Regions from separate parts of the Homo sapiens genome. Here region 1 is linked to region 2. Evidence: read pairs that join two places in POLR2A ChIA-PET (ENCODE). Cell type or tissue: CD4-positive, alpha-beta T cell. All regions are shown on one strand. Links, peaks and the distances in the headings refer to the core of each region. The heading gives the core; the rest is flanking DNA. Region 1 overlaps FYTTD1 (forty-two-three domain containing 1). Region 2 overlaps RUBCN (rubicon autophagy regulator).

What was found. ChIA-PET counts read pairs that join two places held together with the same protein. Peaks named below come from ENCODE experiments on the same cell type or tissue, not always from the same donor. Only the 100,000 strongest peaks of a DNase experiment are listed, where the experiment ranks them.
Region 1: POLR2A ChIA-PET joins it to region 2 with 6 read pairs; 3 of 35 experiments call an interaction of 5 or more read pairs at or near these places.

Annotation. Positions count from the first base shown.
Region 1 is chr3:197,783,258-197,786,180 of GRCh38, reverse strand. It overlaps FYTTD1 (forty-two-three domain containing 1), which reads right to left. Exons shown (of 9, transcript NM_032288.7): 9 at 1-2,923. Among named protein-coding and RNA genes, the nearest start is that of LRCH3, 6.5 kb to the left of the region's middle. In CD4-positive, alpha-beta T cell, for the core only: no CTCF peak of the experiment used is centred there; no DNase peak of the experiment used is centred there; H3K27ac peaks cover 508 bases.
Region 2 is chr3:197,689,569-197,692,491 of GRCh38, reverse strand. All of the region lies in intron 11 of RUBCN (rubicon autophagy regulator), which reads left to right. Among named protein-coding and RNA genes, the nearest start is that of MIR922, 16 kb to the right of the region's middle. In CD4-positive, alpha-beta T cell, for the core only: no CTCF peak of the experiment used is centred there; no DNase peak of the experiment used is centred there.

The DNA of each region.
Region 1 (2,923 bases), core at 195-2,694, 94 kb before region 2:
TCGCACCATTGCACTCCAACCTGGGCAACAAGAGTGAAACTCCATCTCAAAAAAAGAAAAAAAAGAAAAAAAAAAAAAGAAAAAGAAAAAAGAAAATAAACTGTGGTGAGAAGGGAAATAAAAGATATTAGAAGTCTACAATTTCTAAGTAAATCTTTAAATCCCTATTAATGGTCCACCATAGTCCACAATTCTTGTTGTAAATGCTGTGTTTACTGAAGTATCATTTAAAAAAAAAAAAAAGAAGCTAGTTCCAAATTGATCTATCCAAAAAGAACCCTCTCTAAAGGGAAGTTTTACATGCTTAACTGCTTTTTCACAGTGGCAAAATAATAATAATAATAATAATTCTGATGAAAACTGAAAGCACTACTGATCAGAAATGAATTATTTTCTGCTTTAATATTGCCAATATGGTATTCATTTTCTGTGCTGCCAAGTGAGCTATTTTTTCTCTTATCTCCTTATAGTAAAAATAAATCAACAAAAATTATTCTGGGCCCGTATACTTTGTGTGAATTACAAAGCTATTTACAGTAAAATATTAATAATGATATACATACCTAGTCTAATAAAAACTCACTGCTGAGCAATGAGGCCTGCTGGGCCCGTATACTTTGTGTGAATTACAAAGCTATTTACAGTAAAATATTAATAATGATATACATACCTAGTCTAATAAAAACTCACTGCTGAGCAATGAGGCCTGTTTCCTCAGACACAGTATTTTACGATTGGCTTAAACAGTTGGCCCTTCAACAACATGGCTTTGAATTACCTGGGTCTACTTATAAGCAAATTGTTTTGAACCAAAAAAACATCTTGGAATGGAAAATCCATGTACACAGTGGGCCAACTTTTCGTTTACACAGATGTGGGACTTCAGTATTGCGCAGGGTTGGGTATATACAAGGGTCCTGGAACCAATCCTCCGTGTATACTGAGGGATGACTGTAATTAAAATTGTGGTGAAGAGTTTATGCCTGTTTTTAAAAAATGCATATCTGATTAGGAACACTGGACTTTTCTAACAGGTCTACCTAACCCAAATAGCAAAGTAATAAAGTATAACCATCACTGGTAGAATAGATTTACTTACCATGCTAAAAATGCTAAAGCATGGCTATTACCAATTCTTAGGTATTTGAAAACCACACACCATTCCACTATTTTCTGTGGGTGTTAATTCACCAAAGCAGTTTATTATCAATTAAGAATTAGAAGATCTGAGCTCAAAAAATAACTCTGCCACATGCAAGTCTTGAAAACACTAGGACTCACTTTACTAAGGTGTAAAAAGGAGGGGTTAAACTGGATTAGTCTCTAAAGGCTCATCTAACCCAATATTCTGCATTGCAAAGTATACTGGATTCTTTTTTTTTGTTTTTTTAAGACAGAGTGTCACTCTGTCACCCAGGCTGGAGTGCAATGGCGTGGTCTCGGCTCACTGCAATCTCTGCTTCCTGGATTCAAGCAATTCTCCCGCCTCAGCCTCCCAAGTAGCTGGGACCACAGGCACATGTCACCACACCAGCTAATGTCTGTATTTTTAGTAAAGATAGAGTCTCCCTATGTTAGCCAGGCTGGTCTTGCTCCTGGCCTCATGATCCGCCCGCCTTGGCCTCCCCAAGTTCTGGGATTACAGGCATGAGCCACCGTGCCCAGCCTGGATTCTTCTTTTTAGATTCATTTGTTGGAGCTACAAATGAAATCATCAAAAGAGAGAGGGATGCTAATAGAAGAGTCTACAGTGATTTACCAATTTTGCTAGTAGATAAGGTTTCACACCCTAAAAACTACAAATATAGATAACCACTACAAAGTTCTTCGTAACATAGAACAATCTAAAAACCACAACTCAATCTTTAGAGCTGAGAATAAATCATGTGAAACCTGTAACATTTTATTTGTTAAAAATGAACAGCTTCAGAATAGATCTAAATGTAACTTTTCCAAAAAACACCAAAAAGTACAGTGTAAAGCACCTCCTCGTTAAATACAAACTTTCATTTGGTGATGCACGGCACCAATGTTTTGCATATACCTTGATGCAAAGAAAAGTTTAAGTTGCATCCTGTTTTTAAAAAAAACCGAAACTTAAGAACTGAACAAGGATTACAACCACATTCCAATAAAGAAAATTTTCCTTCAACAAAGCATATTGTTTTGTTTATATACAATATGTGACCACCAAGAGTTTTAATTTAGTTGTACCAAAGGCAAAACATTATACTTAAAATTAAATTACAGATGCATGAAGAATAAAAGTTTAATGTATCAAAGATAATTTGTTATTTAATGCACTCAATGTCAGTATTTGGGGCAATTTTTAAAGTTTTCCCAAAAAATGGCATGAATAGCTCTATACAATAATAGGTAAGAACAGGAAAATGAAAACACCTTTATACCATATTTTCACAAACCATTCTAAAGACAGCAAACTTGAGCTCAGCTGCTTTTCCTTGCTTTAAAATAAGCTACCAGTAATTCTAAATCAGACTAAAATGTACTGTTCCTAGACCAAATACAGGCATTCATCCTTGCAAAAATGTTTTGCAATGAGTTCTTGGCCTATATGAAAAGCATCAAATAGCTAAGGAGAGACTAGAATTTATTTCCAAATTCTGTGACTGACTTCCAATAATCCCTTATCAGTACGAGTACCAGGAAAATATCAGATATTAAAGATCAGATTTAATTCTTTGGTATAAGCATGAAACTGTTACTGATAGCTTTCCATGGCGAGCATAAACCATGAAGCAACTCAAGAAGCATGAGAGACAACAATGAAATCTAGTATACAATGCAGGGCAGGCCAAGAACGATGTCTGCTTTACAGGAAAAGTCAACACTAACAATCTACTCCTGAGAAACTAACACCTATTTAGATGTTTTTAACATAATGGCAAACTAAAATGTCAAG
Region 2 (2,923 bases), core at 284-2,783:
TGCCCTTCTGCTTGTAGGCTGACTACAAATTCAGAGATTCCCACGACCCCCTTCCCCAAGGCAGGATAATTTGCTTGAATGATGCCCAGAACTTGGGAAAGCTTATGCTTATAGTCTGTTGTAAAGGATCCAAATGAGCAGCCACATGAAGAAGTACACAGGGACTAAGGAAGAGATCACGAGCACAGGAACTCGTCCTGCCCCCGTGGTGTCTGGGGCACCACCCTCCCAGGTGCATTGATGTGTTCGCCAACCAGGAAGCCTGGACATCATTGTTCAAGTTTTTATTGAAGTTTCATTATATAGGCACCATCGATTAAGTCATCGGCCACTGGTGACTGGGCTGAGTCTTCGATCCCTCTCCCCTCCCTGGAGGCGATGGGGGAGTAAAAGCTCTAACCCTCTAATGACGTGGTTGGTTCTTTCGATAGCCCCCAATTGCCCCAATTGTGAAGCTGTCTATCTAGGGGCCTGCCAGGAGTCTCCTCATTAGCATAAACTCAGGTATGATTGAAAGGGGCGTATTTTGAATAATTTCTTGAATGATTCAAGAAATTCCAAGAATTTTAGGAATTCTCACCAGGAACTGGAGACAAAGACAAAATATCTATTTACTGTTATACCATAGTCTGTGATTGACTTCATCTCCTAATTAAAAAAAAAGAAAGAGGGTCTGACCTCACTCCCAGGATCAGCAGTCAGAATTTCAGGAGGAGAATAGTGAGGTAAATTCAGATCCGTCCACTTGACTACCACATCTGTTTCCTGCAGCAAAGCAGGGATCCGGGAAGCTGTGCAGTCTGTAAGGAGCCTGCCGAGAGAGAGGCCCAAAGCACACTCCTGTTAGAAACTGTTGCTGCGGTTGTAGGCCCTGAGGAGATGTTCAATCAGTAATTCTCTAGTCGTTTCAGAACAGAAATCCTTAAAGGAAAAGACCTTAGGCCGGGGTTTCCCAACACGTGGGCCAGATCATTCTTTGCTGTGACGGATTGGGCTGTGGACTGTAAGATGTTTAGTGTCATTCCTAGCCTCTACCTACTAGATGCCAGTGGTAACCCCTCCCCAGTATCAAGACAATCAGAAATGCCTCCGTCATTGCCATAATCACCCGTGGCTGAGAACCACTGTCGTAGGAGGTCCTTGAGGCTGGGCTTGGCGTAGGAAGTAGCAGTAACTCTCCTCCAAGCTAGAGTGAGCACCTACCCAAGGATGCAAGTTCCTAAACGCCATTTCATGTTTGGGAGCAAATGGCAAGTTTTGATTCCAGGAACATATGGTATAGAATATTAGTTTATTTCCTGCTGGAATACTAAGGGCCCCCTTTTATCATCATTATTACACAGATGGTAGCGAAGGATCTAACCTGACTCACATATCAAAGAACGGACTGTCAGTGTCACTGGCCTCGATGTTCTCAGGTAGCCTACTTTGCAAGCGTGGATGTGCTTGTAGATGCATGTGTGAGAATGTTGCACCAGCTTTCGTATATACTTAATCATGTGATAACTGTCAAGGTTACGAGGACTGTAGGGGCTGGAGAACTAGTTGGAAGAAACTGGAGCTAAGCCAGAACAACAAGCCAGGAACAATTCAGATACTCACTGATTCTTCCTCATGTGACCCCAACAATCTTCCTCACAAGTTTGTCCTTGGTGATCCTTCCCTATGGTGATAAATTTAGATTTAGTGGCCATTGTGACTGATGGAGGTAGTGGACAGTTTAGAAAGGAATAGTTAGATGAAGAATTTTAGTTCAAACCTATACCTAAGCTCCTGCCACACATTCAGACAGCAAAAGTAGGATAGAATGGTATGAAGCTTACTGTCTCTTTAGAACTTTGAATTTGCAGAGCCAACTTTTAGAAAGCCATCTCTTCTGGGTACTTTGTGTACAAGTAGGATTTACTGCTGTAGATGTTTGTTCTTGCTTTGTGATCCAAATAAGTAGGTTTCCTGTAGGTGAGGTTAATTGAAAGAAAGTAGCAGTTTTCTACTCAGAATGGCTTTAAAACACAAAAACAACAACAAAACTCAGAACTTTTGTATTTTTTTTGAGACGGAGTTTCGCTCTTGTTGCCCATGCTGGAGTGCAATGGCGCAATCTCGGCTCACTGCAACCTCTGCCTTCCGGTTTCAAGCAATTCTCCTGCCTCAGCCTCCCAAGTAGCTGGGACTACAGGCAGCTGCCACCACACCTGGCTAATTTTTGTATTTTTAGTAAAGACAGGGTTTCACCATGTTGGCCAGGCTGGTCTCAAACTCGTGACCTCGTCATCTGCCTGCCTCGGCCTCCCAACGTGTTGGAATTACAGGAGTGAGCCACCACGCCAGGCCCAGAACTTTTTATTAAAACTTTTAATATTGTTGGGCATTAGAATTTGAAATAATTGTGTAAGATTAGATCAAGATTTAGAGAAATAAAGACAAATATTACAGGAGCTCCCGTGTTCTCACTCATATGTGGGAGCTAAAAAAGTTGATCTCATGGAGGTAGAGAAGAGAGTGATAGTTACAGAGGCTGGGGAGGAGGTGGGTTGGGGCGTAAAGAGAGGTTGGTTAGTGGGTTCAACCATACAGTTAGAAGGGATGAGTTCTAGTGTTCAGTAGCACAGTAGCGTGGCTGTAGTTGACATATTCTGTATTTCAAAATAGCTAGAAGAGATTCGAAGTATTCCCAACACAGAGAAATGATAAATGTTCAATCAATGGATATTCTAAATACCCTGCTTTGACCATTACACATTGTATGCATGTATCAAAATATCACTTGTGCCCTGTCAATATGTACAAATATTATGGTATCAACTTAATTTTTTTAAGATTAGAGAAATAAAAGTAATTAGGTTCCTTTTTTTCCTACTCCTGAACGACTGTCATTGATTCTAACATGAGTCTTCCCTGCCTGAGGAGGAGTTATCCTGAC